Linked DNA regions of Mus musculus: all the other regions are linked to region 5. A link is a loop called in an ENCODE intact Hi-C map of the cell type or tissue named here. Cell type or tissue: heart. All regions are shown on one strand. Each heading gives the region's core, and the rest is flanking DNA. Links, peaks and the distances in the headings are about the cores only.

Evidence for each region. Peaks named below come from ENCODE experiments on the same cell type or tissue, not always from the same donor. Only the 100,000 strongest peaks of a DNase experiment are listed, where the experiment ranks them.
Region 1: it touches region 5 in a loop (7-fold over the local background); 10 of 42 quality-filtered maps call a loop at or near these places.
Region 2: a loop joins it to region 5, with 2.6 times the contacts of the local background. A loop is called at or near these places in 3 of 42 quality-filtered maps.
Region 3: a loop joins it to region 5, with 7 times the contacts of the local background. A loop is called at or near these places in 9 of 42 quality-filtered maps.
Region 4: it touches region 5 in a loop (4-fold over the local background); 22 of 42 quality-filtered maps call a loop at or near these places.

The regions. Positions count from the first base shown.
Region 1 is chr17:25,130,277-25,136,099 of GRCm38, forward strand. It overlaps Clcn7 (chloride channel, voltage-sensitive 7), which reads left to right and starts at 3,115. Exons shown (of 25, transcript NM_011930.4): 1 at 3,115-3,338. The coding sequence starts at 3,201. In heart, for the core only: no CTCF peak of the experiment used is centred there; a DNase peak (open chromatin) is centred at 3,115; H3K4me3 peaks cover 1,441 bases; H3K27ac peaks cover 1,009 bases.
Region 2 is chr17:25,014,338-25,020,160 of GRCm38, forward strand. It overlaps Cramp1l (cramped chromatin regulator homolog 1), which reads right to left and starts at 893. Exons shown (of 21, transcript NM_020608.3): 1 at 790-893. It overlaps Ift140 (intraflagellar transport 140), which reads left to right and starts at 1,749. Exons shown (of 30, transcript NM_134126.3): 1 at 1,749-2,567; 2 at 4,424-4,601. The coding sequence starts at 4,455. In heart, for the core only: a CTCF peak has its summit at 2,700 (motif pointing left); DNase peaks (open chromatin) are centred at 974, 1,614, 2,024 and 2,554; H3K4me3 peaks cover 2,927 bases; H3K27ac peaks cover 2,595 bases.
Region 3 is chr17:25,115,091-25,120,750 of GRCm38, forward strand. Telo2 (telomere maintenance 2) reads right to left here and starts at 877. Exons shown (of 21, transcript NM_001163661.1): 1 at 323-877; 2 at 1-195. The coding sequence starts at 181. It also overlaps a transcript of Ptx4 not described here. In heart, for the core only: CTCF peaks have their summits at 954 and 2,349; a DNase peak (open chromatin) is centred at 901; H3K4me3 peaks cover 1,453 bases; H3K27ac peaks cover 1,562 bases.
Region 4 is chr17:25,271,460-25,277,282 of GRCm38, forward strand. It overlaps Ube2i (ubiquitin-conjugating enzyme E2I), which reads right to left and starts at 1,972. Exons shown (of 7, transcript NM_001177610.1): 1 at 1,862-1,972. It overlaps Gm17801 (predicted gene, 17801), which reads left to right and starts at 2,665. Exons shown (of 1, transcript NR_027452.1): 1 at 2,665-4,069. In heart, for the core only: a CTCF peak has its summit at 2,869 (motif pointing left); a DNase peak (open chromatin) is centred at 2,502; H3K4me3 peaks cover 2,881 bases; H3K27ac peaks cover 3,239 bases.
Region 5 is chr17:25,181,919-25,187,741 of GRCm38, forward strand. BC003965 (cDNA sequence BC003965) reads left to right here and starts at 2,643. Exons shown (of 2, transcript NM_183150.2): 1 at 2,643-2,722; 2 at 2,802-5,744. The coding sequence starts at 2,691. The coding sequence ends at 3,180. In heart, for the core only: a CTCF peak has its summit at 2,853; a DNase peak (open chromatin) is centred at 2,553; H3K4me3 peaks cover 3,394 bases; H3K27ac peaks cover 1,651 bases; H3K27me3 peaks cover 434 bases.

The DNA.
Region 1 (5,823 bases), core at 470-5,469, 52 kb before region 5:
CATTACAGATGGTTGTAAACCACCATGCAGGGTTGCTAGGATTTGAACTCAAGACCTTCATAAGAACAGTCAGTGCTCTTAACTGCTGAGCCATCTCTCCAGTCCCCTAGATTCCTTCTTTAACCACATCTATTACATTGTTACAATCCTGGCCCTTCAAGGAATCAGTACTAACAAGAAGCCAATGGTCCTCCCATAACCAATTTGTCCACCCCTGTCCATTTCTTGTCCACCCCTGTTCATTTCTCTTCTTACAAAGACTTACAAGGTTCAACAATAGAGCATTTGGCTGACATGTGTAAGACCCCGAGTTTAATCCCTAATAGACAAAAGTCAATAAAAAGAGAACAATAAGTTGAAGGCCCTGGTCTTTTGGGAGCTGTGGGAATTGTACCACTTTGTCAGCAAGGGTTATGGAGAGATCTATGCCCCCAGGCATGACCCTAGGATGACTCTCTCCATTATAACTCCTCCTACATATCCTGCTATGCCACATCTCTACTCTGCTTATTCTTCTGCCAATCCTTTTTCCCCCCAAACTCTATCATCCAGAAAGGCCCAAGCCTGTGCATTTAGCTCAACTGACAACTTAAATGTCCTAGTCTTAAAGAAATTGTGATCAAAGTTTGTATGTGTGTGTGGGGGGGGTGTGAGACAGGGTTTCTCTGTGTAGCCCTGGCTGTTCTGGAACTCACTTTGTAGACCAGACTGGCCTTGAACTCAGAAATCCACCTGCCTCTGCCTCCCAAGTGCTGGGACTAAAGACATGTACCACCACTGCCCAGTTTCTGATCAAAGTTTTGAAGGGATCTAAGTTCAAGCCCCATGGAATACTAATGACCTTAGTTGGACAAGCCAGCTTCATTTCCCAACCTCAAAGCCCAGCAATACAAAAGAGGTTCATGACATCCTTATCACTGTCTTGTAAAATGACAAAACTAAGGTGTGTCAAAGAGGAAACAGCACACACACACACACACACACACACACACACACACACAGAGAGAGAGTCACAGGATAATCATGGGAAAATTCAGAACACCATTTAACTTTCTTCCTCTTATTCTGTGTTTAGTTTTGGTTTTACTTTGAATTGTATGAAAGGAAGGACATTTCCTATAATCCTCTCACCCTTAGAGGTTAAGATGAACTTAAAACTTTCTGATTTGAAAATTTTCAAATAAAAAAGTTTCAAGGTAATATTATATACATGTATATGCATATATATATATATAAAATCTAGGATATATATATGTACACATATATAGATGAATGTACATATATATCCTAGAACCCTTGTTAACTCTCTTACATATGATCTTTGTCACCACTGATGTCCTGAATTGTATTTTAACTATTTTTATAGAATCTTTCTATGTCGTACATATTAACCCCAGCCCTCTCTGATATTTCTCTGTTAAATGTAGCTTTCACATTATATACCTATTTCCTTCATTAAGTGGACACTTTCTTCCTTGCTTCCTTCTACCATCCTCTGTAATGCAACTGCCATGACACTGCTCAGAAGTAAACTTTGTAACATCGTTCTTTCTCTGTAGAGTGCCACCCATGATTACAGTCACTCTCGGGTCCCTGAAGTTGTAGTATCAAATCCCAATCCTTGCCCCTACATAATTCAGGATACATCTAAGAACAACTTTGTTGATGTAACACCGATACTAAGGCAAACTTAATCTTCCTAAAATACTATTGCCTAAAGCAACCTGCGGCTAGTTAATGCCACGCCCATGTGCTGTCCTAGTCTCCTCCTCGGAGGAACCCCAGTCTTTCCTAATTTGGCACTTCAGGGTGCCACGGTCCACCCAAGTCGGTTATGGGGGTCTCTGGAATGAGGGTCCTCAAAGCTAGGTGGGTAAGGATTCGGTGGTGACAAACAGAAACAAACACAGAGGCAGTTTGAATCTGAGTGCATTTTGCAGCTCTCAAGCAGGGGATTTTATACATTAAAAAACCAAACATTACATCTCTTAGAAACTATATCCAGTGAAACAATCACAAATACCAACAAAAATCATTTGGCACAGTAAAGCACAAAAATCATCCAAGCATTACAACTCTGAAACTATGCATTCAGTGAATCACAAACAGTACAGGTAACATCATTATTAATATAAATCATCAAAATATAACAATTCTAAAAGGATGTATTCAGTGGGGGCTGTTGTCCAAGTCTAGTGGCTTATTTCTAGGAGCAGGTTAATAAATCTTTAATGGTCAGTGCTCTTAACCACTGAACTAACTCTCTAGCCCCATGGTCAATTACTATTTAACATCTAGTATCTGGGTTTTTTCTTTTTCTTTTTTAACAAATCTTCAATATGTAAATTCAAACTATTTTAATTCTTTCTAATTAAGGCTTTCTTTACCATACACCAAAATCCACCTCCGATGACACACGTGCAGCCATATGAAATTTTATTGTTGGGAAAGTTTTTATCTATCGTAATAGTTTTGTAAATGATTTAGAAAGTAAGGCATTGTTTTCCCGGGGGATAAGGTCATGTTAGTGGCCCCCATCTCTAGGGTTGGTTTCTTACCCATTATTCTTGCTTAAGATCTTGGCCTAGGCTACCAGGAACATGTAAATAAGAAAAGGAATAAGAGAAAACAAAACATTGCCATAAGAACTACCACTCAATATTTTTTTCTCCGGCGAAGAGTTCCACACCGGTTCCAGGAGGCCTACCCCTTTTGAGGTCAATAGCCTCAGTTTGTGGAACTTGTCATACAGATCCTACTGGAAGTGGTGTGGCATCAGGGTCTCAATCCCTTTCCCGGAATTGCAGCAGTTTGGCTGCCCTTTGAGCACAGGAAACACATGAAGCCAACTTAGTTGAGAGGGACGATTCCAGAACTTTTACAGGTAGTTTATTTTTTTTTTTTCCATATCATCTCTTGGAGGACTAGGCGTGCATCTCGGGCTGGTTCTTCTCTGGAGTTTGGGTCACTGCCTTCAGTGAAGACACTAATTGCTAGGGATTTTGAGTTCTAGGTTTCTACCCTGGGCTGCAACGACCAGTGAACCACAATTCCCAGGAGACTCCGCGCTCCCGGATCTTGCCGGCCTCCGTCGTCAGTCACGTGGGCACCGATGATAGATCACGTGAGACCTGGGCGCGGGTCACGGGAATGCTGCCGGTCTGCCGGCTGTTCTTGTTGAGTTTGGTCCTCAGTGGGCCATGGCCAACGTCTCTAAGAAAGTGTCTTGGTCCGGCCGAGATCGCGATGATGAGGAGGGGGCGCCACTGCTTCGAAGGACAGGGCAGCCTGACGAGGAGACGCCGCTGCTGAACGGAGCTGGGCCGGGCGCGCGCCAGGTGAGGCCCGCGGGCCGGAGATGCAGCCGCCGGGATCGCTGCGCCGGTCCTCAGTGTGCTGGCGGGGCCCAGAGGGAGGCCACGGTGCTCTCCTCTGTTATTTTTTTGAATCCTGGAAGACTTTTATTTTTGATAGCCTCGCACTCATAAACCTCTTCTTTCTTTCTCTTTGAACCCCTTCTTCCCATCTCGTTCCTCAGTGGCTACACCATCAGAGAAAATGATACCCTCTCCTCCAGGAACCGTTGTCGCTGACTTTTCAGCAAGAGATCCCAAGACTTTAACGTTGCTTTTGTTTTTTAATTTTACTTTTCGTGGTGAGGGTCAAGCCAGGGTTTACACATACAAGGCAATCATAACGACCTCAGCTCTGCACCCATAGCCCTTGACGTTTCAAGATAAGGTCTCACAGTGAGACCACCAATGAATTCATAATCCTGTCTCATTTTCCCAAGAACTTGGAAGGCCTGGACTACACGCTTGGTAGTTTTCAATTTAAATGGCAGAATTGTGCTTTCGGTGAAAGTGCCTGTCTCCTTTCTCACAGGAGTAATTCCAGACGTTTGGGACACAATTGCAGTGTCAAGCATCCCCACTCATTTTCTCTTACTACCTAGTTGAACTTGGAATGTGCAGCCAGACATGATAAGCAACAAGTCAGAGGCCAGAGTGTGCTCAGCACTGCGAACAGTTTGTGCCTTCAAATGCCTAGCGTTTAAGACCGGGACAGGCTTGTTTACTTGTGTGCTTTTGCTTCTTTTGCCTGTGTGCATCGTGTTAATTTTGAGTCAGTTACTTATATCAATTCCTTGATGTTAGTCTGTTTTATAACTGTCCTTTACCCTTCCTCCTCCTGATGTTAGAGGTGTCTTAACAAACACTCCTGCTGTTTTAAAGGCTAAGAAGAGCACAAGATAGGGCTACCGCATCAAAACTTACATTTAGGCTTTCTTTGCTAGACCCTTGAAGGTGCAGTGGACAGTGAAAGTCAAAGTCAGCTCCTTGTTGCTGGGAAGCAGCTCAGGCCCTTTTGAAGGACGTGTGCTTGTGACTCCGGTCTGCAGTAGTGATCAGAAATAAGTAAGGTGGTAGAGCTGTGTCTGCCTCCCTAGGGTGTTTCTGGGTGGTGTGATTTGTTATCCCTGTTGTAAAGAAAGTAACCTTTGGGGAAGGGGGCTATTGCTGCTCTTGGAGAAGACTCAAGTTCAGGTCCTAGCACCCAGGTCCAGTGGCTCAACCACTTATAACTGTAGTTTCAGGTGATCTGACCACCTTTTCCTCTCCTGGCCTCCACTAGAGAGGCCTCCACCACACACACACACACACACACACACACACACACACACACACACACGTGTCTCTCTCCAAAAAGAAAGTAACTTTATGTTGGCAACTGGTTTTTAAGAGAGGGAAGAATTTGGAAACTGACAGAGTTGAGTTTGGGCTGAATACATGTGGGTTGTTTTGTTTTTATTTATTTTTGCTTTTCTTTGCAAATAGACAGAGTAAAGAAAGAGTTGATCTTTCCCCCTAAATACCACTATAGCTTTTTTTTTTTTTTTTTTTTTTTTAGACAGGGTTTCTCTGTGTAGCTCAGGCTGTCCTGGAAGCTCAGGCTGTCCTGGAACTCACTCTGTAGACCAGGCTGGCCTCGAACTCAGAAATTCACCTACCTCTGCCTCCCAAGTGCTGGGATTAAAGGTGTGCGCCACCACGCCCGGCTACCACTATAGCTTTTAAATCTGCAGATAATACAATTGATTGGTTGCTGTTAAACAACTTAAAAAATAATTGAGCACCTGCCCCATTGTGGGTTCCCAGGTCTGTGTGCAGGTCACTGAGGTGCATAGGACAGCTTTCTTCCCTCTGGGAACAGGCCCCAACACCTTTCTGGGTCTGTGTGACGAGCCCTGTAGGAATATGTGCAATGAGCACTTTTGTGCCAAGTCCTTAGACAAGAAGAGCAACAGAACAGAGAGAATATATGTGTGGGATGTGGTCCGGGGGGTAGGAGCCTTTTTCAGGCACAAGAGTTGACTTGGGTGTGACTAGGCCTAGGAGAGGCTTGCAAGAAACTGGGGACTCCAGTGCTAAGGAATCCTTATCTGCTTAGGCAGGTCGAATAGGCACTGGCTACAGCTTGGGAACCCTCTGTGCTGAGCTGAGCACTGGACCAGCCAGAATTTCCGGCAGGATCTGAGGCCAGCTGGTGCCAGTTTTCTCATCTGTAAAAAGTTAATGAATGTATAATACTGAGCAAGCCTGTTAGAAAACAGGTTCTCAGTAGATGCTAGTCATTAACGACGGGTCTGGAGACAGAGTGCTTGCCTAGCATCAGTGAAACCCTGGGCTCAGCCTCCAACACCACATAAAGCTGCGTGTGGTGGCACATACCTATGACCGGGCATGCCAGTGCTGAGAACGGGAATCAGAAGTCGAAAGTGATTTTTGAGGCCAGGCTGAACTAGATGAGACCCTGTCTCAA
Region 2 (5,823 bases), core at 261-5,260, 170 kb before region 5:
TGATCCCGCCTCGCTCCCCGCACTGCCCGTGCCTCCCCTCTGCTCCCGAGCCACGCGCGATCAAGCCGCGCACCTGCCTATTGCAACGGCCCGCGCTGCCCTCCGAGCCCCTAGTGCTCCATAGGCCAAAACTGCCGCTCCCTCCAAAGCTGGCATGCAAGAGAGAGACTCTGCACTCCGGAAACCTTCCCAGGAGGGAGATGGCCCGACTACACCTCTCATTCAACAAAGCCTGTTGCATAGAACAGGTTAGAGAACACCGGAAAAGTGACAGCAAACACTGTTATGTTCCAGTCGGATCTTAAGAATAGGAACTGAACTATGTAAACAATTCTGGAAACAACAAAATTCTTGCTTTAACTTCTACCACTGTCATAAGATATCGATAAGCAAAATAATAATTATCTGTAGCTAGGAGAAATTATACTCAGAATAAACTAAAGTTCAGGTACATTCCAACATCTTAAGACAGGCTGTGTACATGATGAAGCAGGACAGAGAAACACTCCGTTCTTTAGCAGACGCTAGGTCCAACATAACTGTTGAAAACATTCCACTTAAAAAGAAAAGCAGACAGAGCAAGGTACCAATGATAACAAAGAAACAGACTGAAGGTAAAGACAGAGATGTAAAACTCGAAGTAACACCATAAAATGGTGCTGCCAAAAACGGTGTGCAATTTTCCTGTTTGGCACTGATCTTTCAAATACTACCTTAAGAAAACCCTGGCACAGAACCACACAAGACACAACCCCACGCTAAATGATTTTATGGCACAAGACTTCGAACCTATTCACTTTTAACCCCCTCACCACGGTTCCCAAAACCCTGTCATTGTGCTAGGGAGCGAAACCCATTCCCAGAACCAGCACTGCCAACAGCACCAAGCAAAATGCATCAATCCAACAGGACCCACTCGCCGGCGCGCTGGGCCCTGTCCCCAGGCACATTCCGGTCGTTCCCCAGAGGCGGTGGACTCCATAGGAGTCCGTCACCGAAACCCGTCACTTCCTGACCGTGGGAGGCGCGGGCACTGTGGGCCTCGTCCCGGCTCCACACCCTTTGTCCCATTTCGGGTGGGAGAAGCTCGCACCTTCCTGAGGAGCTGACCGCTGGCTGCACGCGGCGCAGCCCACGAATACCGCGGCCCCTCCGCGGATCCCGAAGGCTCCCAAGTGCAGCCTACGGTCACCTTTTTCATCCACGCTTCCCGGCAGCCTGGCTCCCGGATCCCGGGCCTCCGCAGAACCGACCGGGCCCGGCAGCTCCGGCTGCGGCGAAGCCGCGACGCCGGGCTGGTGGTCAGGTGTCAGGCGCGGTCACCAAGCACTGTTCCCCTTCGCAAGACCTCTCCGTGGACTGGCGCGCGGCTAACAGGGCTGACGGCACCGGTGCAGCCGCCACTCGCCCTCCCACACCCGGGACGCCGCGCTCTAAACAGTTCCGGCTACGGCGGCCGCCGGGGACCTGAAGTCGGCGCCGGAGCGGGGAGGGGCGAACGTCCCGCAAAAAAGACGAGCACGTCCAGCTTTTCTGCGGGCGCGCCCAACCAGCTAGGCTGCCATTGGTCAGCAGGCGTTACGTGCGCGCGCCCGCACGATGTACAGGGGCGGGCCCGCAACGTGGGGCGTGTTGTGACGGCAACCTCGCGCCCTTGCGGATCATGCGTCTTTTCCGATTGGCCAACCGACAGCCAATAGGATCAGCGTGCTGGCTGTGATTGGCTGAGACTATGTTGACGGATGCGTGAGAAGAAATCACCGCCTCAGCGGGGCGTCTTGAAGCGCGCGGGAACTCGGGTGGGGACTTTGCACTTTGAAAACAGGTTTAAGACCATAAATGTATCGTAGCATAGTCCACTAACACTTTTCCTATTCGAAGCGATAAGGAAATGTGTTTTTAAAACTCTAATGCTTATGCATGTGGCGTTTGAAAAAAGTATCCCAGTTTGCAGGAGGTCCCCGCCTCTGGTTATCCCCTTGGCTCATTGGCGTGGACCGTGCTACTGCGCCTGCTCTTCAGCGACACTCGCCGTTGGCTAACACTGGCTAAAGTGCACACGGTCACCCAGGGAACCCTGTGCCTAGCTGCTGCAAGCCTCTGCTGAGTACCGCTTGCAGCGGTCTCTCGAGGCATCAACGCGCCACGCGCCGGGGCGGTGTCCGGTACTCAGAACGTTCCAGAGAAGCTCTCGAGCCGCGCCTCCCCATCCGATGCAATGCAACTAAGCTCCGCGAGGTGCCGACTGATGGCCTGCGTGGGGTAGGCAGGATGAACTCGGGGAGAAAAGTATTAGGAGCCTTGACGCAGCTTGCCCCGAGTAGCAAATAGATCTGGCCCACCCATCAGCGGAAAACCCAAACTGGTCCTAAAGTGGGCCTAAGACTCAGAGCTGCGCCGGGAGGTACCGACTGTTTTCGGTTCTTTCCGCCGCAAGTCACCAGTGGTCGTTTCGGGAGGCATCGGAGGCGCGGCTGTCCCTCGACTGCTTCCGCTTTCTTTACCGGCGTTGTCCGGGCAACACGGAGGCACAGGGAATCTGGCGAAGTTAGATTCCTATACCTAAGGTGCAGAGGGGTCTGGGGCTGGACCGGGGAGTGGCAAGAGGTGGGATGGGATCGACCTGGGACCTAGAGATGACCTGCCAGGACCCTCTCGGTTCCTCTCTGTGTGCTGGCTTCACATTGTCTCTCTGCACAATCCTAGAGCCCCCTGCTGGACTTTTGAGTTGCGGCGTGAGTCCCCCCCGCCCCCCAATGCATTTAGTATGAAGCTGGGGGAAGACAAAAAAGCCAAAATCCTCTGCTTGGTTAATCTTTGGGTGGCTTGTAAAGATAACATGACCTGAATGGACCACCTTGAACTACACTGTCCTTCAGTAATGTCTACATGATGCAGCTAGTGATCTTATTCTGGCCCAGAGAGCTAAACTTTACATCATTGGTCACTATCCCGAAAGGCTACTTTAGAACCCATCCTCTTGTTGAACAAGAGACTCTAAAAGGAGTATCTTGTCTTTAAGCCTACTTGTTAGTATGACTCCTTGGGCATAATGAATTTGACCTGCTTTCCTAAGAGTTGGCATGATGGAGGCACTCACCTCTGAAAATAATTGAATATAAAAATACTCAGTATAAAAATGAGGATCAGTTGACTGGAAAAAGTGAAATTGGCCTTTTCTTGTTTTATGGCCTACATACTTGAAACTTGTTCCTGATCTAAGGACATTAACAGATTTTTAAATAACTTTTGTGTGTGTGTGTGAGCATCAGCTTCCTAAAGTTGACTTAATATCTTTTTAATTATTTGGCTAATTCTCATTTTAAAGCATAAGTGCTGTGCTCAGAAGTGCCTCATACGTTTAATCCCAGGACTTGGGAGGCAGAGGCAGGCAGATATTTGTGAATTTGAGGCCAGCCTGGTCTACAAAGCAAGTTCTAGGACAGCCAGGGCTACATAGAGAAACCCTGCCTTGAAAAAACAAAACAAATGAATGAAAAAAAAAAAAACCTTAAGCACAAGCGAAAGAAAGAATGAATAGTTAGAACATTGTATAAAATGGACATACTGAAGTTGACATGTTGCCCTTTTTAAAAAAAAAAAAAGAAAAGATTTTTCTTATTTTGAGGCAAGATCTCACTATGTATCTTTGGCTGCCTGGAACTCACTGTAGTAGACCATATTTGCCTCAAACACATAGGGACCTCTGCTTCTTCTGAGCTGGAATTGAAAGCTTGTGCCACCATAGCTGGCTTACTTTTAATGTGTATATGTACAGGCGAGGCCAGTGGGGCATCAGATCCCAGAGGAAGCTGCCTGATGTGAGTGCTGGGAACTGAGCTCATGTATCTGGAAGACTCTCCTAACCACAAAGCCATCTTTCCAGCCCATGCAACAAATTAAATGCAGCCTCTCCCCCATCACTGTCGCTTGGTGGTCCTGACTGTCCTCTACTAAGTCGTAGCTAGAAGACGTTCTTGGGCTTTTTGGTTTCCATGAAGTTGAACGCTGTTTTTCTCTGTAGAGATGTTCTTTGATGGGTAGTTTACTTTTATTTTGTTTTAATGTTTTCTTTGAAAGTATCTGTGTACATTGAAACGATACTTATCGAATGAGAATGATCAAGAATTATTTGAAACACCACCCCCCTCCCCCCGTTTCAGTACTTGCTACTTGCATTCTCTGTTTAGTTCTCTCTTTGATAGCAATGAATTTTACTTCTTTTCCAGCACACCGTGGGTCATGCCAAGTTTAATCTTTTGCTTCTAATTTTATAGTTTTCCTTAATAGAATAATCTCTAACAAATGAATTGGCTTGCATTCATTTAAGAAACATTTTAAAGCTGCTACGTGTCCTTGTAGGTTTGCTTCCATTTTGTAATTCTGCGCGTAGTCACTAGGGGTTGGTTTTCCCGCCCTGCAGGTTTCATCCTTGACTAGGTCTGTGCGTCATCATGGCTCTGTATTTTGACCACCGAATCAAAGCTCCAGACACACCCAGCTCTCCCTCCCACATCACCTGGCACCCCACCCACCCATTCCTGGCAGTCGCATCTATAAGCCCATCTTCTGGAGGCAACGTAGACATCTACCTTGAGCAAGTGAGTCCCTGGAGCTATGTCGGCTTCAGCAGCTCCTGATTCTTGTGTTCTTTTCTCTTCCTGAGTCATGGAGGCCAGGAGGCAGCATAACTCGGCACGAGAGTTCTCCTAATCAGGTCTTCCTAAGGGCCAGTTATTCCCAAGCATCGAAGCCACGATATCCTGCACTTCTTTCATCCCTGCTATAGAGGTTCAAGAGCGTGCTTACAGCTGACCTCCTGTGCCGTATATGCATGCCTTCTTCAACTCTTTGTGTCAGCCCTTTGAACTTTTTTGATTTATTTATGTTGTGAGTATGATTCTTTTGCCTGCATGTGTGAATATGGGCCAGGTGCATGTCTTCAAGGTCAGAAGAAGGTATCAGATCCACTGGGACTAGACTTGTAGATGGTTGTGAGCCATCATGTTGTTGCTGGGAACCAAACCCCAGGTTCTTAGGAAAGTCAGTAAGTGCTCTGAACTGCTAAGCTACCTCTCTAGCCCCACATTGACCCTTTCGAACTACACTAGCTTCCTACGGCTGCTATAACAAATTGCCACAAAGTAGGTGACTTCAAAGAAGTAGAAAGTCTTTTTCTCACAGTGATAGAGGGCAGAATACCTGATAAAGATATTCATCAGATGAATCACAAAGAGTTGGAAGTCAGATCAATGTGAGGAGGTGGAGACTGCATGTACAGCACAGGGGGTCAGATCTAAGCGTGCTCTTGAACCTCTATGGCAGGATAAAAGGACTGCCATATTTGAGAAGATCTAGATCTTACGGGCTACCAGGCCTAGCTCAGGCAGTAAGCTCCAGATTCAAATGAGAGACTGTCTCAAAAATCAGGTGAGCTGATGAGATGGCTCACAGTGGAGGTGCTTGCTGCTAAGTGCAATGAGCTGAGTCCACATGACAGAAGGGAGAGCCAGTTCTCTCAGGTTTCCCTCAGATCTCCACGCCTATCTTGACACACATGCATACACACATGATAAGTAATCTTGTAAACCATGTTTATGTATTGCGTGTGAGTGTGAGCACACGTGTGTGCCAGGACCTGTGGATGCTAGAAGAGGACATTGGTTACTGGAGTAGGACTTAGTGGTTGTGAGCCATCTGACATGGGTGCTGGCAACTGAACTCAGGGCCTCTGGAAGAAGATCAAGAGCTTTGTGTGTGTGTGTGTGTGTGTGTGTGTGTGTGTGTGAAGATTTATTTATTTTATATATGTGAGTACACTGT
Region 3 (5,660 bases), core at 1-5,000, 67 kb before region 5:
CTGAGAAGTGGACAGTGGCAAACTCCTCCTTCTCCTCAGGAAGAACTGGATCCTCGGTTCCACCGAGGTATCGTTTCAGAGTCCCCAGGGTAGAAAGGATATGGCCAGCATCCTCTGAGGATGAAAGGATGTGAATGGCTTCCTGGACGGTGAGCCGGACAGCAGACAGGGCTGGGTCCATCCTGCAGAACAGGGCTGAGGGTCCGAGAAAAGCATGTTAGAGTGTCAAGAATTCTTCCCATGGCACCCACGATGTTAAGGGAGGAAACAGTTGGGCCGGTTCCAAATCTCAGGCCCCACCCCCCTACACACACGCACTTACTTCTGCGCTTCCAGGCGCTTCACTCACAATCTCACTCACGCTCTCCCGTCCTTCTTCCGGGTTTCCCGCCTGCCCGATGATCTGACAGAGCTTCAGTCCCGGACTGCACCGGTGCACTGTGGCTGTCTCCTCTGTCAAACCCACTGATAGTTGGATGAGTGAGTGGCTTGCCAGGGTGCAATAACTAAAACTCCTCCTCCGTCTGCAGCTCCAGGTTAGCACCCAGCCCCCTAAACACGAGGCCTTCGGCTCGTATGGGAACTGGCCATGCTGCAAGGCAGGACACTGCAGCCCCGACTGGACCAACCACTCCTACAGGGTTCCTCTGGCCAGCATGCTTCAGAGCCGAGGCCACATGCTCCCTCTTGCGCGCCGCTGATTCGCCACGGCACCAGGACCACGCGCCAGATTCAGTGTCAGCTGAGGGCAGCTGTGAATTCGAGTCGCAGAGCTCACGTGAAACCTGCACGGATATTTAGAATTTCTGGGGCTGATACAAACGCGTGGCTAGGGACGAATCAGCGGCGCGCCAACGCGCTGATGACCGCAGCATCTGCGCCTGCGCAAGAGGAGGAAGAGGCGTGGCCTAAGAGCCTACGGTGGGCAAGGCCTGAGGGCAGGACTCCGGTAGGCGTGTCCGCTCTATTGGTCCCCTGGTGACTGCTGTCTCTGTTTTCCTTAATTCTGGAGAGACTTTCCCCAGCACATTACCCCACTATGCTGCCTTGGGTCGGATGACTTTCCACTCTAGAGCACTAATCAACTCTCTAGGCGCCCTGAGGGAAACAGAATAAGGAAGCCAGGAACAGCGGATATGGCCAAGTTGTAATGCGGATGCGCTGATGTATTTGGTGGTACACAAGGGTGCACGTTTACTGCGAACACGCAAACTGCGTCTAAACTGCCCTAAATGAAACACCACTAGCTGAGTAAACACCCAGGGATCCTGACTGTCGTCTGAACTTAGCAGTGTGAAACATTCCATCATGGCAGAACTTTTCTTGACCATCCTGATCTGGAAGATACATTGAGGGAGCAACATTTCAGCGGAACTGGGTGTGGGTGGAAATCTGAGCAAGCTGTATTCATTCAACATCATCAAGCAAAATTACCCTTCCTGAGCAGGAAATGAGCCCACTCAAGGCTTAGCAGTTAGCAGAGCATACCAGGGGCCAGAGCGATTATCTTAGAGGTTAAATTACGTGTGGCTCTTGCCAAGGTCCCAAGTTCAGTTCCCAGCATCCATGGAAGTGTTACCGATCAGCCAGCCAGGATCTCTACACAAATAAAAACTGGGGTTAGTCAAAGAGAAGGTCTTCAAATGGTAGCTTTCTTTTTTTTTTTTTTTTCTCCATGTTTGGCCTCAGTGAGAGATGGCAGATGACTCCCCTAGTATTAGGGGACTGGAGGCATTGGGACCCTTAGCCCTAAAAGTATTCTAGCTCTTACGTAGGTCAGGAATCCTTGGCTCTTTCCTGTGGCTGGTGCAGCTTCCACTAAGCAGATTTGGTGATTGTAGGGACTCTTCAGCCCTACAGCTTTACAATTTTTGTGTAGACCTTCGCTCTTAATGACAGCCAGTGTTAAAATTCTTGGCCTAGGGTTGAGACCTCTTGGCTCTCTGGAACTCATCTGGCATCCAAGGCTATGCCATCTCTTCTCTGGTTTAGTCAATTATCCTCATTCAGTCTCAGTTTCTGCACTCCCCTGATGCCTTGGCTACTGCTTCCTCAGCTATGACAAAACTGACTGTCCTGTCCCTTTTGTAGCTTGGCCTGCCAATTGCTCAGCTGTCTCTGCCACCTCTTTTTTTTTCATGATAACAGCTTAGCCCACATTACTGAGAGTAGGCAAGCAAACCCTGGAGAGGAGCCTTTTACTGTACCTAAAGCTGCAACAAAAGGGAGGAGATGAGGAAAGTCTCTCCCAGAGGGAGTCAAAGCGGCTGCCTTCAAATCCTGAAAAGGGGCACTTCCTCTGCTAACAGTCTTTGCACCAGCCTCTGTAGTTCCTCAGCTAGGCCACCAGAGGACGTGTTCTTCTCAACCTGGTCGAAATGGTTGCAAAAAGCCTTGGGGCTGTATCTTCCAGACCTGAAGCAATTTGCAACCTTGTAGTTTTCTCAAGGCCCTCAGAGTTTCCTGGATAGTCAGAGCTGGCATTAGGGCAGGCCAGGAGTTGTTGACTGGCAATTCTTTTGCTAAAGCCATCCAGAATGGAAAACCTAGCAGTTGCTAGTTAAGAGCTCGTGTCACCTCAGCACCCAATATTTTTGCTTATTTTTCTGGAAATGAATACCAGAGTGCTTACAATAATAAATGTTAACAGTGCTTAGCCCCTGGCCAGTGTTCAGGCGGAGATGGGTGTCCTTATTTGTTTTAGAACAAAGGGGTGTTAGGAGGATCCAGTCTTCACTTAAAAGTAAAGGTACAGGGCTGGTGAGATGGCTCAGCGGTTAAGAGCACTGACTGTTCTTCCAAAGGTCCTGAGTTCAAATCCCAGCAACCACATGGTGGCTCACAGCCATCTGTAATGAGATCTGGTGCCGTCTTCTGGGGTGTCTGAAGACAGCTACAGTGTACTTACATATATTACATTATTTATTAATAAACAAGTTTTTTTTTAAAGTAAAGGTGCTCCGCTGGCAAGCTTGATCCCCTAAGTTCAGTCTTCAGGGCTCACTTGGTGGAAAAAGAGAACCAACTCCTCAAAGTTGTCCTCTGCCCTTCACAAGCACACACACTCATTGCTCCCACAACCACACACAAACAAGAAATGAATGTAATGGTAATTGTTCTTCAAAAAGACTAGACCTGGGAGCTGGGGAGAAGGTTTACTAGGCAAAGTGTTTGATGTACAAACATGAAGATCTGAGTTCAAATCCCCAGAACCCAATATCAAAGCCAAGTGAAGAGGCATGCATCTGTGTTGCCAAGGAGATGTAAACAAAGTCTACCCCCCTCCTTTTACAGTACTGATGATAAATAAGCTGAAGTACATTTCCACCAAAGTTGACTCTGAGGAATCAGTGAGTTTATTAGGCTTACTGACAGAGCAATGGGTGAGGGGGTATAGGCAGTAGCAGAGGTGACCTTAAAGCAGTCACACTGGAAGGTCTGCCCCCCAACAGACCCCCATGACTGTGTAGATAGAACCCTTCCCTAATTTTTTCATATCTCTATACTCTGTCCCTTCTCTGAGTCCCCCATGGCTACAATGAACTAGGGCAGACTTGCATATAACTGATTGGGAGGAGGCTGGATACTCAAGTGAGTATCCCCTGGCCCTCTCTGTCCTTCCTCTATGAGGTATCACCAAGTCCCGGGCATGATGGTCATTTCCAAGTTGATGGTGACAGATGTCTTGGAGGATAGTCCTGCACAACAATCTGTGACCCCAGAATCAGAACAGGGGTGTAAGAGAATAGTGTGTGGAGAAGAGCCTGCCAGGTAGCCAGTGAACCCGAGAACTAGTGAGGTGCTGTTTCAAAATAAAATGAGGAGGTGGAGACCTGAGTAAGGCATGCGACTTAAATGTGTGGTGTCTACACATGAGCCTGTGAGTAAAACACACACAGAATAAATAAATAAATAATAAAGGTCAACACTGGGTTCAGTCCAGAGAACAGACAGTAAGAAACCACTCAAATAGAGTTGTCAGAACACATGTGGGGCGCTGTAGAAGTGAAGGGGGTATCTCCTGATGTAACCAAGACTTGAGAGTGGGGTGTGGGAGCCCCAGCATGAGACATTCCTGAATCTCCATCCCTAAACTGCAACTCCATTACCTCTTGACCCGTCCATTTTCCTGAAGTTCACCCTCCAGGACTTCCCAGTGAAGGTAGGGTTGGGGATACGTTTCTGGAGTCTCAGTACCTACAAAGGCCTATACTCTTTGCTCTTGAGTTATTCACATGAAATAGATGCACTATTTTATCTTTTTGCCATTGTTTTTTTAGTTATTTTTGTGGTGCCATGGATCAAATTCCGGATCAGCATAAATGATAAAGTCAGCTGTCCCCTTGGAATTGTCCCAGTCTCCTGAACCAACAGTTTTTCTCCCTGGATACTTTTGTGGCTTTTTTCCTCTGTCTGTGATGTTCTGATGTTTGACCAAAGGAGCTTTAATGGCAGCAGCCAGCCTCTGGGATGACACTCTCAGTGGCCTGTCCTCTGGGAAGACACTATGGCTCCTGTCATCTTGGAAATGCTAATGCTTTTGTTGGTGACACTTTCCTGAGTTGTTCTTATTACTACAAACTAGGCTTCTTCAAACAACAGAACATTATTTTCTCACAGCTCTGGGGGTCAGAGTCTGAACCCAAAGCAGCATGCTACTGCAGAAGTTTCTTCTGGTTTCCAGAGGCTCCAGGTGTGGCCCGCCCCAGCAGCATTGTTCCCATCTCGGCCACCGACTTCATTGGGCCTCTTCCTTGGTGTCCTCTCTGCCCCTATCAGGATGCTTGCTGTTGAGTGCAGGGCTATCTGGGTACTCCAGGGTTACTTTATCTTAAGATGTTGCCTGGACGTTTTTCCCCATAAGGCTATATTCACAGGTCCTGGAGCAGAACTTGGATCAATTTCCTCAGGGACCCTCATTCATCCCCCTGCACAGCCTGTAACCAAAAGCCAGGCAGGGAAAGTCAGGTATGTCTAGCTTGATTTCAACATTACATAATACATTTATCAAAATATCATATTAACTCAAAACATGTGCAATTTGTGGGACTGAGAGAGAGAGAAAGAGAGAGAGAGAGAGAGAGAGAGAGAGAGAGAGAGAGAGAGAGAGAGAGAGAGCAAACACCTATAGTCCTAGCTGAGGACTGAGATAGATCATTTAACCCAGGAGTCCAAGACCAGCATGAGCAACACAGCAAGATCCTTTTCCAGGGAAGAAAAACATAGCTAATTTTAATTTAAGTTATCCCATTCTAGAATAAGATAAAGTGAAATTCAGTCTCATTTCTAAGAGGGATTCCTTCTCCAAGGCAGTGAGACAGGACTCATAAGACATGGCTGCATGTGGCTGGAATCCTGGGCACCAGTGCACAGCTGGCTTGGACAACTTCCTGACCATGCTCAACCCCTGTCCTGCTCTGACTTCTTGGTGGGAACTCCAGTCTAGGTGCTGCTGTTAGAGCCATTATCAGCTCCTGTCTGCCTCTGAGCCAAGCAAAGCCCTGAGCACATCCACTAGAACAATTTCCCAAAGAAGCTGTTTGTGCCTGTTTGAAGCTCGTTTCCCTGGGAACCTCGGGTTCCCAAAGCCCACTGGATTGAAGGCAGATGCCTTTCATTAAGGTGGCAGGAAGAACCTGACACTCAGCCAGGACAGAAAG
Region 4 (5,823 bases), core at 508-5,507, 89 kb after region 5:
ATCCCGATTCCTTTTTTTATAAATCACAACAGACAGTACTTATGCTCCACAAACTCCAATACCAAATCACAAAGTATACAAATTAAAGGCAAGGCTCCTCTCTTACAGACCTCAAGTCCAAAACAGAGAGTCCAGCCCAAACCCAACTGTCTTTTCCTAGCACAGGAGTAGAGCCTGTCTAGGAACAAGCACCAAGGTTCTGCCACAAAACCCCAACCTGCCCTAATAGTCATCTCTTAGGCAATTTACGACCCAGGTGGCGCTCATCTAAGAGTGACTGGAGCATAGGGCTTCACTTCCAATGTGTCCCTCTTTTCAACTTCTCAACGCACAGGCCTGCCCAATCTCTTTCTCTAGCATCTTCCACTGAAGCAGCTATCCTCATCCAGCCAATCAGATGGCAGAAGATGGCAAGCAAGTCTGGGCAGGGTTTCCTAACAGGTTTCTCTCTGGAGCCCGGGGCCAGTGCTCTGGAGAAAGAAGCCTGGACACCGGGCCACACAAAGCTGTTGGGACAGCTGTAACTGACTTCAGGATAAAGTTGTGTGCCCAGAGAACTCTGTCCTAGCATCCAACTGCAGCTATCCTAAGTGAGAAGAACCGAGAAGCTAGCTCAACTGCTCTTGCCTGGACACTCAGTGTTAAGGAGACAGAACCAGGGAATCACCAAGAGTTCAAGGTTAGCCTTGGCTACAAGAGATCCTGTCTCAAAAACAGGGAGAAGTGAGAGGTGGCTCTTATCAGAACTCTTAAAGGCCTTTTGCCCCACGGTCGAGGAAAAGGAACCCTAGGAGCACCCTGGCAATGATCTAGGCAGAAACTTGGGGGGCAGTGCTGCTGCTCCCGCAAGCACTCCAAAAGCCACTTAAACACAACTTGCCTTCCCAGGCAAACAGTCACTTCACGAGCTAAAAGTTTTGTGATGCAATGACCAAACTAAACCAAACCAAACCAAAAAACCATTCCCCTCCCCACTACTAGAGACAGGAAGGACATACAGGGATGGGTCTTATGACTCCAGGCTTCCTACAGTGTACAGTATTTGTCTGGCGACACCACCTACTTCAGAGCTACTTACCGGTCAGAGAGCCTGTGCAAGGTTGCTTATCTCCGCCCACCTCGGCAGAGGGAACATGGGTACCAGGCACTACGGCTGGCTTGGATAGGGCGAAGCGGCCTCTTTTACTCGAATGCACACTGTAGGCCCTAAGGATCCTTCAGTAAGTATACCACGCTGTTTGTTAAGTTTCCAGTGGCAGAGACAGCCAGAGGAGGGCAGGACTGCGATCACTCACAGCCTGAATACCTTTAGAAAGAAAACAAACTCCCCTTCGACGCCCGTTTTCTGCTATGCAGGCAGGTAACTAACTCATCCACTAAAACAACAGTTCCTTAAGAATAAAGGAAGGTGGGGCAGAGAATATACACAAGACTCCCCCACAAAAACCCAAGCTACAAGCCTAGCGTCTCGGTAACGAACGAAGCCTTCTGATGTGACTCCGGGTGCTTACAGGCCCCGACACGGCCCAGTACTCACGGCCTTCCGCACTCTCACTCGCCTAACTACGGAGCCCAGCACCGCCCAGAACGCGTCTGGGAGCTACTGGGAAGCTCAGATTATCTGTTGCGGGGTCGGCGGAACTCAGTTCGCCAAGAGTAGGGGGGCAGTGGGCCGTGCTCCCAACCCTGTATTCTCCCGTGGCACAGCGGCTGGGCCCTAGTGCCCCGAAGGCCGAGACTCGGAGGCCGCGAGCGAGAGGAGGCCGCCGTGGCTCCGCTCGGCGCCTCCCGGAAGCTCACTGGGAACGGCGGCGAGTCCGGGCGAAGATGGGAGTGCGTGCGCAGGCCGGTGGCGGCTCACCTGGGCGACCGCGGCCCGGACCGTCGCGGCGGCAGAGGCGGCGGCGCTCCTTTGTCTCGGGACTTCCCTCCGCGCCCGCCGCGCGCAGCACGGAGCGCAGGACCCCAGCGGGCGGGGCGGGGCCTGAGCTGGGCTGCCCGCCACACGCCTGCTCAGCTTACCGTCCCTCCCGTCCGGTGGCCTACGCGTCTACTTAAACACGAGCTTCCCGCAGCCCGCACGCGGCTGCCGCGCCCTCGTTGCCCGCGACCGCCTAAGGAGCCCGAGCCCAGGGCGCCTGTCCAAGCAGGCGGTGCCCTGAACGGCCGCACTCTTAAAGGGGCCGCGTCCTAGGCTCGAGGGAGCGTCTGCAAACTCCTCTTCGGGATGAGCGCGTCCACTCGAGGACACATCAGAGAGTCGTGTGAGGAAAAAGAAGCATAGATTCCCAAGGGTCATCCGGATGCTCAGAGGGCACCTTCCCGGGCACAGGCTCTGGAGGTATCCTTGGGCTCAAGGCCCGAGTCCCGGGAGCAAAGATCACTGAGGCCTAAACATCCTGGGAATCGTCGCAGTACGGTGACGATCCCCGGAACTTAGCGCGCTGTGACACTTTCTGCAATTGGCCAGCTCAGGAACTTGGGCGGGGTGAACCTCGAAACTATCCAATGAACTAGCCTCATACAAAGGGCCAAACGCAAGCAAAACCGACGGGGAGAGAAATGTGGATGCTCCCTAACCTACGAGTTAGCCCCCTAGTGGGGGAGGGGAATGGGCCTGCGCCGTGGGGGAGGGGCAGCACCCGCGGACCCCCCCCCCCGCGCGCGCGCCCCAGGCCTCTTCCCTGTGCCGCACCCCACACCTTAGTTCCACCTGAAACCCCTGTGCGGCTTCTGCTGGCCCCGCTGGACACGCTTTTGTCACGCCGTGGCCTAGTCCAGTTTCCTCGGCCAGTCCTCTGCAACCCAGCTCGGATGCTTCCTCACCGACTCACCGACGGGACGGGTACTTAGAACCGTCGGCTGGCCCCCTGGTGGCCATTCTGGCGCCTGCTCCTTTTTTTTTGGCACGTGCTGGAGGCCTTTCGGGGCCAGTTGCAGCCAACAAGGGCTTCCTGGGAATTTGGACTATGGGTCCAATTGCTGCCAGGGACTCCAGTGTTCATCTGTCAGTATCTCCGTCCATCTACTCACCACTCTCTCCTTCCTTCGTTCTCCTCTTACCTTTTGAGGTTGTTGGGTGCCCCAAAACAGGAACTAAGGTCCCATGCCCCTTGCCCACAATTGTCCAACATTCCCTGGAGCTCACCCTGTTAATTCCTCCTGTTCGTAGCCGTACTGTTTAAGAGTTAAGATCACAGTGAGCACCAGATCCTGAGGGACCTTGGTCTCTCATTGGGGCTGAGTTGTAGACAAGGTCGGCTTAGATACAAGTTCCTGACACACTAGATCTGTACCCCCAACAGATCTGGTTTGGATCCATCCCAGCCTGCAAAACAGCTTCCAAGTCTGGTGGCTCCTGGGCACTTAGGGATGTTGGCCTGTGAATTGTACCATCTGGGACCAAAGTTATCAGCAGATTGTCTGGGGGCTCTCATTTTGTGGCCGGTGGCTCTGAGTGGCCCAGTAATCTTTTTACTTTGTTTTTTTAGTTTAGGGTCCTATGCATTATCCCTGCCTGGCCTCCAACTGACCTTGAAGTCCTGTTCTATGTGATTCCACCCCTAAATTGCACAAATCGTACCACATCCACTTTGGAATCTACTTTTCAGCTAGGGTCACAGTTGAGCCTGGTCTGGACTCACGGATATTGGATTTTCTGCAGGAATGAGACTGAGGGAAAGACTGCGTGGAGAGGCAGCTGGAAGTCGTATGTAGTTATTGAAAGGATTGATCTGTGGTCCACAGGGCACTGCAGAAGGTTTAGAGCAGGAGTGTATGATGTAACGCCATGGTGTAGTGATAGTATGCAAATCACTCTAATCTCCCTAGCAGGCAAGCACTTCTTATGACTATCCCATGTAGATTCTTTTTTTTGTTTTGTTTTGTTTTTTTTGGTTTTTTGAGACAGGGTTTCTCTGTGTAGTTCTGGCTGTTCTAGAACTCAATGTAGACCAGACTGGCCTCAAACTCAGAAATCTGCCTGCCTCTGCCTCCCAAGTGCTGGGATCAAAGTCGTGCGCCACCACTGCCCCGGCTCCATGTGGATTCTTGAATAAAAGACACACACATGCAGCCTTATTTTTAATATGCCCTAAGCAGCCCAACAGCTGGGCCCCTCCCAACCTTCCACATTGCTAACACCTACCCTCTGAGACTCCTGAATTTATCATTTACTAAAATCTATATTCCATCTTTGCTACCCCAGACACTATTTGGGGAGGGCCCCCTGGGGCCACTCATCCTCAGCTCTTACATGGCCGTATGCTTTCTCTCCTACAGCTCTCAAGACTGATCCTCCTGCTTCCCCAGCATGGCGATTCTAAAAATCCCTCTTTTCCCCATGGTTCCCTTGCCCAGAAACTCTTATTTAAAGTCCCACCTCAGTCTCCCTGCCCAGCCATTGGCAGCCTGGCAACTTTATTTACCAATTAGAGCCAATTGGTAGGGTCCCACTGTGCCTTGCATGCAGATGTGTGAATTCTCATGTAATTTGGGAACCCAATTAATATAAGCAATAAACCAAATCCACAACACCATAGCACCACTTTGTTTGCTGAGTAGATGCAGAAGACACTTCCCATTGGTCCAGGGTGCTGAGTTCAACCAGCACAGAGAACTCATATCCGGGCAGATGCCGTGTTAAGACCCAAAGGCCCTTGTGCTAGAGGGAATGTCAGGAATGGTAATGTGGAGTTGGCTGGGTTGGACTGGAGTAGGAGGCTATATCAGCCTAGAAACTTTATATTTTTCAAGATACGCATTCTCAGTGGACAGGGGTCTTGACTGGGGCCATCTCTCTGGGTGTAAAGGGAAGCCAAGTGTAGCAGTGAGTTTGTGCTCCATGGCTTTGGCTCGCATGCACACACCCTCCTAGGAGCTATCTGGATTCGTGAATGGAGGACACACACACACACACACACACACACACACACACACACATGCTTGCCAGTTAACTTTAAAATGCCTTAGCTACTCCAAGGCTGGGTACTCCTAAACCTTCCTCTGCTACCTCAGGGCCAATCGGGGAAGTGGTCAGTGGCCATTTAACAGAAATCTCACATTGCTGGTTGGCTTTATCTCCTGCAGTCCTATGTCCATCTGTATCCCACCGCTTCATGGCAATTTCTTCCACTACCCGCCACCCACCCGCCATGTCCTAGCCCTCAAAACTCTAAGGATCTGCTCCATCTCCCTTTGCCCAGTCACTGGCCTCTGGCATCTTTATTGATCGATCAAAAACCGATTGGGGACAAGAACCTTTAGCATTTGAACACTCAGATTCCCGATTGAGTCAAAGCATTTGAACCAATCTCCAATAGCCAAGATTGAAGTGCAGTAAGAGGTTGGTGGACAATCAGTAAACAAACCTCAGTGAAGGGCCTTGGCTGTTGTGTACACCCATCCTTTTCCCAGTGGATTGGGTACTACCTAATGTAGGAGTAGGGCCCTGTGTTCCCTGAGTGTCATCTCCTGCTCTGCTGGGAGGTTGGCTCTGCACACAAGGTTGTGAATAGGGGTTGCTACTCTAGGGTCTGGTTTCAATAAGAGATTTATAAGCAAAAGTGTGAATTTGGATTCCTTGTGCTAGATATAAAAGCTAGTCTGCTTAACAAGGTATTCAACAATGAGTTTTTGGATGTGATACGAAAAACAAAACAAAAAAACTCCACAGGCAAGAAAAGTGAACGTAAATATTGTGTTTCAGCAAAACACGTTATCAGGGCTGGAGAGATGACTTAGCAGTAAATAACAGTTGTTCTAAAGGACACAGATTCAGTTCCCAGCACCCACATGATGCCTCACAAACATCTGTAACACCAG
Region 5 (5,823 bases), core at 597-5,596:
AGCAAGGTTCCAATCTTGTTTTCAGGCATGGGAACACTGTTCACTCCAGTACAGCAATGCCAGCCCCAGGAAGATATGTGATTGGGGTGTGTGCGCGCATGTGTGTGTGCATGTGTGTGCATATGTGTGTGTGCATGTGTGTGTGTGTGCTCCCGAGCGTGTATGTGCGTGTGTGCGTGTGTGTGCATGTGTGTAGGTCCCATGTGTGCAGGTGCAAGGAGTCTAGAGGTTATGTTCCTTAGGAGCCACTTAGCTTGTTTCTGAGCGAGGGTCTCTTACTGGGACCTGGGACTTGGCAGTTAAGCCATACTGGGTAATGAGAGAGCTCCACAGATCCCTCTTTTCTGCATCCCCAGAGCTGGAATTACAAACATACATAGAGCTTCTTATGTGTCTGGTAAGGCTCCAGCTCAGGGCCTCATGCTTGCATGGTGAGCACTTCACAGATTGAACCACCTGTCTTGCCAGCCCTAAAATGTCTCTTTCTGCCTCTGATCTGAGACAGTCACTGAGACTGAGATGGGCTCATTGGTCATTGTCAGAGGCTAGCCCACCCAAGGATGAAACTCTTAACTCTTGCTGTACCTCCTTGTCTGGTCCCATGGGCTATCCTGTGCAGCTTGAGCCTGGCTCTCCTACAGTATCCAATCCAGGAAGCCTGATTCCCGTTACACCTTAGGGCCCTTAAGCTCCATTTCCTTCTGAAAGCTCACCCTGGTTTGCATGTTCCCTATAGTTAAGGGCCTAGGTGCTGTGAGGTCCTTGCTAGGAAACTGGTGTAGCAGTGTGGGGTTCTGTGATGGAACAGGTGGGGTGGGGCCCAGGGAGGAGGACCTTGGTAGACAGGTGCCTCTGTTGACACAGCAGCTCTTAGTCAGGGTCCTGGGTTGGGCCTCTTAGTGTATGGGGCGGGGGGAACCTCACAGGTGTTGCTGGGCTCCCGACATCTCTATCATTGCTCCTGCTCTAACTCAGTGAGAGTGCCTTGAGGAAGAACAGAGTGGAGTGTGAGGCTTTTCCCGTTAGTAAGTGGCTCCCGGTCACAGGAGGCTCCTGATTTTGTTCCATCCTGGGCTAGATTACAGCTCAGAGTAAGGGCATTTCCCAGGACCCTTTCTTTCCCACAAAGCAGTAAACATCCAAAAGCTATGGTCACCTTCAGGATGACAGAGTGTGCTTCCCCAGGTGGGAGACCTTGAGCAAAGAGCGGGCAAAACCACCTGCAGGGAACAAGGCAAGTGAGTTTGCAGGCTGCTCCCAAATCCTGCAGTTGCAACAGGTGTAAATTTCCCCCCCAAGCTTCTGGATCCAATTGATATCAGACCCCTATTTCCCTGCATGGGGAGAAGTTCAAGTCCAGTCCCCCAGCAGAGGAGTTTCAAGTGAAGACAGGACAGTTGGGCTGGGTTTTTGTAGCTGAACTTCATGTCTTCAGGAGCCAGGTTGCTGCACTGTGAGTTGTGTGTCTCCCCTCTATGCTGCCTAGTGAGGGCACCCTCTACCTTCTTGGAGTGCTGTGTAAGACTGGCCCTCACTCTAGCAGGAATATCTACATCACTAACAGCCAAAGGCTGAAGGGTCCTTTTCCTGCCTAACTTCTCCCTTGTCATGCATGCTGTGGTGCCCTCAGACACCCTCCTGAGCAAAATAAATCATGGGGACTCTGCTTGCCCAGAAAGGAACTCACAGCCCCATGAGATAGAGGAAGAGGTGTTTTTTTGTTTTTATTCATGTCACTGGTTTACAGATCAAGAATAAAATCGGAGTGATAATCATTATTGAGCCCTGCGGTAAGACCAGGTGTAATATAACTCACTCTAGCTTCTACACAGCACAGGTACTAAGAAGACAGACACCTTTAGGGCTGATCCTCTTTTTTTTTTTTTTTTTTTTGTATTTTAAATTGGGTTGATGTTAAGCTGTGTAGTACTTGGGACCAGTGATTCTCTTCTATCTGCCTCCACAGTATTGGGATTACAAGGTTGCCTGGCTGATTCTGACGATGCAGAGCTTCAATCAGCTTCCAGATCAAAAGGCCAGGTGCACGTTAGCTATGGGAGTGTAATTTCAGAATCGCCTCCCTGTAGGCTGTCCGAGATCTGGTCAGCCTATGGTCTACACAGAGCCATTTCCATTCTTCCTGAAGGCAAATGGATTCTGGGGACCTGGGATAGTCTAGGTGGAGGTGATGTTTCTACAAGCCTTTTCAAAGGGACGGCCAGGCCGGGAGGCGTTTAAGGCGCGAGGGTTTCCCGCCTCCGTGCCTGAGAGCTCGGATGGAGCGCTAAGACTGGAAGATGCGCTCATGGAGAACAGGGACCAAGTCCCTCCCGGACGATGGTCCTGGAAAGAAGCCAGCAGATGCCACGGGTTCTCAAGTCCTTGGGCATCACACTAAACAGCCTCGGGCCAAGCTCTTCGGAGAACCGAGTCTGCTTCACTTTCAATCCGCCGCGCCGGATCAGGTCTCAATGGAAGGACCCAGAACGACACAAACCCGTAAGTCGTCCAGATAGTGATCAGGGCGAGGCCGGAGACGGAAGAGCTAGCGAGAGGAAATGCATCATTTCCGTTGCGCCGCTGGACCCACGTTTTGTAGTCGTGAAATTGGATGTGAAGTTCGGCTTCCGGTTTTGTGCGACGGAAGTGACGAAAGCGCGGTGCGCCTCAGCGTGCGAGTCGAGGTCGCTATGAACAGTGTCCTGTGCTCACGGGCTGCGGGGTGAGAGCCGTGAGGTGCCGGTGCGTGAGGGTGGGAGGTGGCCGTGGCTCCGGGACGCTTACTGCTGTCTCTCTTCCAGAGCGGTCCGGGCTCTGCGGCTCGTGGGCTGGGCTTCGCGAAGTTTGCATCCGCCGCCCCGTGGCCGGTCTCCAGCTCAGCCTGCAGACAGGGAAGAGGAGGACGACGACCCCAACCTCCCGATCCAATTTTCCGGCAGCAAAGCCACCCCGATCCGCTGGACCGTGGAGCATTCCCTGGGGAAGCCGCAGCAGCGGCCCTGGTGGAAAGTGCTGCCGCTCACCCTCACACTCGTGGCTCTGGTTGTATGGTGCTACCAGAGGGAGGAGAGCGGCATGGACCTGTGGTTGAGGCAGGTGTTGGAAGAGGAGGACGAGGAGGAGCCGGAAGGTCCTCCGGAGGAGCTTGAAGCTCCGGCCCTCTACGGGGCTAGAACGTAACAGGGTGCGTGCTGAGGAAGGGACTAGGCAGCCGTCCTTTCGTTGTTGAATTTGACGATTTCTGAACTGGTTCTGCGCATGTCCTCGTTGCTTAAAGGACTTGGATGGCGCTCTTGGCGCTGAGACACAAGAACACAGCACAAAGTTGGAGGCTTGAAATCTGATCTTTGCCGAACACCAATGCCCAGTGATTACGTCCATAGAACTTTTGAGGTTCCTAGAAAAGGTTTTGGGTGCACCTTATGCTCTTGAGTTATGATGTGTTCATACAGCCTAATCATGTTTCCAGCGTTCATCTGGTGGAGGTGTTACCTGCAGTTCATTCGCTTTCCGAGACAGACTAACTGCTGAAGTGTAATTACCTATATGTGTGCAACATCAGTTGAAGCTATTTTAAAAACTAACAAATGGAAAATACATTTGGTAAAGTCTAATGAACTCAATTTTCTCACCTCCCCTTTCATCATCAAGTAGGCTTTGGTTTTTTTGTTTTGAAACACAGTCCCCCTATTTAGCTCTGGCAGGCCTAGAACTGGCTATGTAAACCAGCCTTGCTGTAGACTTAGATATCAGCCTGCTTCCTGCTTCTGCTGCCATCTTTTTTTTTTTTTTTTTCTCTTCTGCTCTTCATTCCCACATGAGAACTTAAAAACTTGACAGAAGTGGTAGGGTATGCTTGTCATCTCAACACTTATGAAACTGAGGCAGGAGGATCCTAAGTTTGGGGTCTGCTTGGGCTACGTAGGGAGGGCCTGTCTCAAACAAAACAAAACATCAATAATATAGTGGGTTGGTTTTTTTTGTTTGTTTGTTTCTGTCTTTTTCACAGTGTTGTGATTGAACTCAGGAGTCTATTGTGCTATCCTACCAATGAGGTCTGTTTCCAGCTCACATAGAATTGCTTTTGCAAAAAAAAAAAAATGTTACATTTCATGCAGTGGGTTCTCAGTGCTGCCAGGCTGATAACTTATCTGAAGTGATGTGGGCATTTGAACTCGTGAGCAGAATAAGTGGGGACACTCACTACACCTCTGCTTTCTCGTTTTTTTTCTTTCCTTCCCCCTTTCTAATTTTTCAAGACAAGGTTTCTTTATGTAGCCCTGGCCATCCTGGAATTCTGGCTGTATCCCTGGCTGGCCTTGAACTCAGAGGCAGAGGCTGCGTCCGCCTCCTGAGTGGTGGGATCAAAGGCGAGCACCACCAGATCTGAGTTTCACATCTATTTTACGGATAGGAGAATAGGTGTGTTAGCTAAAGGGTTACTTAAATGTTTATTTTATTTATTTATTTATTTTTTGTGCTATGCTTTTCCAATTTCCCAAATAGACTGTAGCTTGTGTTTTTCCTATTGTTTTCAGCCCAATGAATTCTCTGGGTGAGTGCCCAGCAAATATCAGGTAGGGAGAGGGCCTGTAACTAACTATAAGCCAGCTGCATGTACAAGACAGTAGATAAACTGTTGGGCAGAAAGAAATGATTGAATAAAACATGTTCTTTTGAGGGAGGAGGAGTTAACGTAACTGACGCTTACAAAATTAGATTTACTTTATGTGTATGTATGTGCATCACATACATGTCTGTTGCCTATACAGGTAAGAAGAGGATGTCAGATTCCCTGGAACTGGAAATACAAATGGCTATGAGCAACCATGTAGGTTCTGGGAACTGAACTTGGGTCCTCTGGAAGAGGAGCCATTCACTGTGAGCAATTTCTCCAGCCCCAACAGCCACTTTGTGTAAGCTCTTGAAAATGGAAAGGCTCAGTAGTGTTGGAAGTGAGCTGTTACACAGATAAAAACCTGTTAGTTCTGTTCTGAGCCATAGCCCTCGAGTACCAGCTTCAATAAAAGGACACGTCTGGCCCTTATGTGGGTGTCACAGGTGATGTCTGCAGAGGAATAAAACACATCTTTTGATGAGAGACCTTTGCCCATGTCCACAGTCAAGGTCGCTGAGTTCCACCATCACTGCTATTTGCTCTCTGTCACACCTTACAGAGCCAGCTTCTCTCTCTCTCTCTCTCTCTCTCTCCCTCTCTCTCTCTTTCTCTCCCTCTCTCTCTCTCAGATTCCTTAGGTTGTCTTGTGTGTTTCTCCAGGCTGGACTTGGGGGTTGACCTAGTTTTCATTCCCTATCCCTCAGCAGTCTGAGACACATTTATTCCTCTGTAGGTTCCCCTGTCTGCCCTTCCCTGCTTGCTCATTCTTCTATTTGATCTTTGAAAAAACAATGTTTCTGTTTGCTGGGACTGCCTACAGCTCACTATCCATCCACATGCTTGTGCAACCATTAAAATAAGTCCTTTAAACTAAGTTAACTTCAGGGTCTGTGGGCTAGGGGAAATGCTCAGGGATAAGTGCTTAGCCGGCATGGACCTGGGTCCGGGCACGCACATGGCTCCGGGTTCTACCTCTAGCACCCAAACCAAACCAACTCACTCTCCAAAGTTGTCAACAACTCAAAGAATTTGTCTACAAAAATGTCATATGAAGAAGTCAGTAATCCTACCAGCAAATGGTAATTTTACCTTACTAGTACTTTAAAATATAGCATACATACCTGGACCGTGTATGTCTCTCTGTTAATATTTTAGATCGTGTTTCTGGAAATGGGATAGGTTTTCTGTAATCCTCCTTTCTGAAA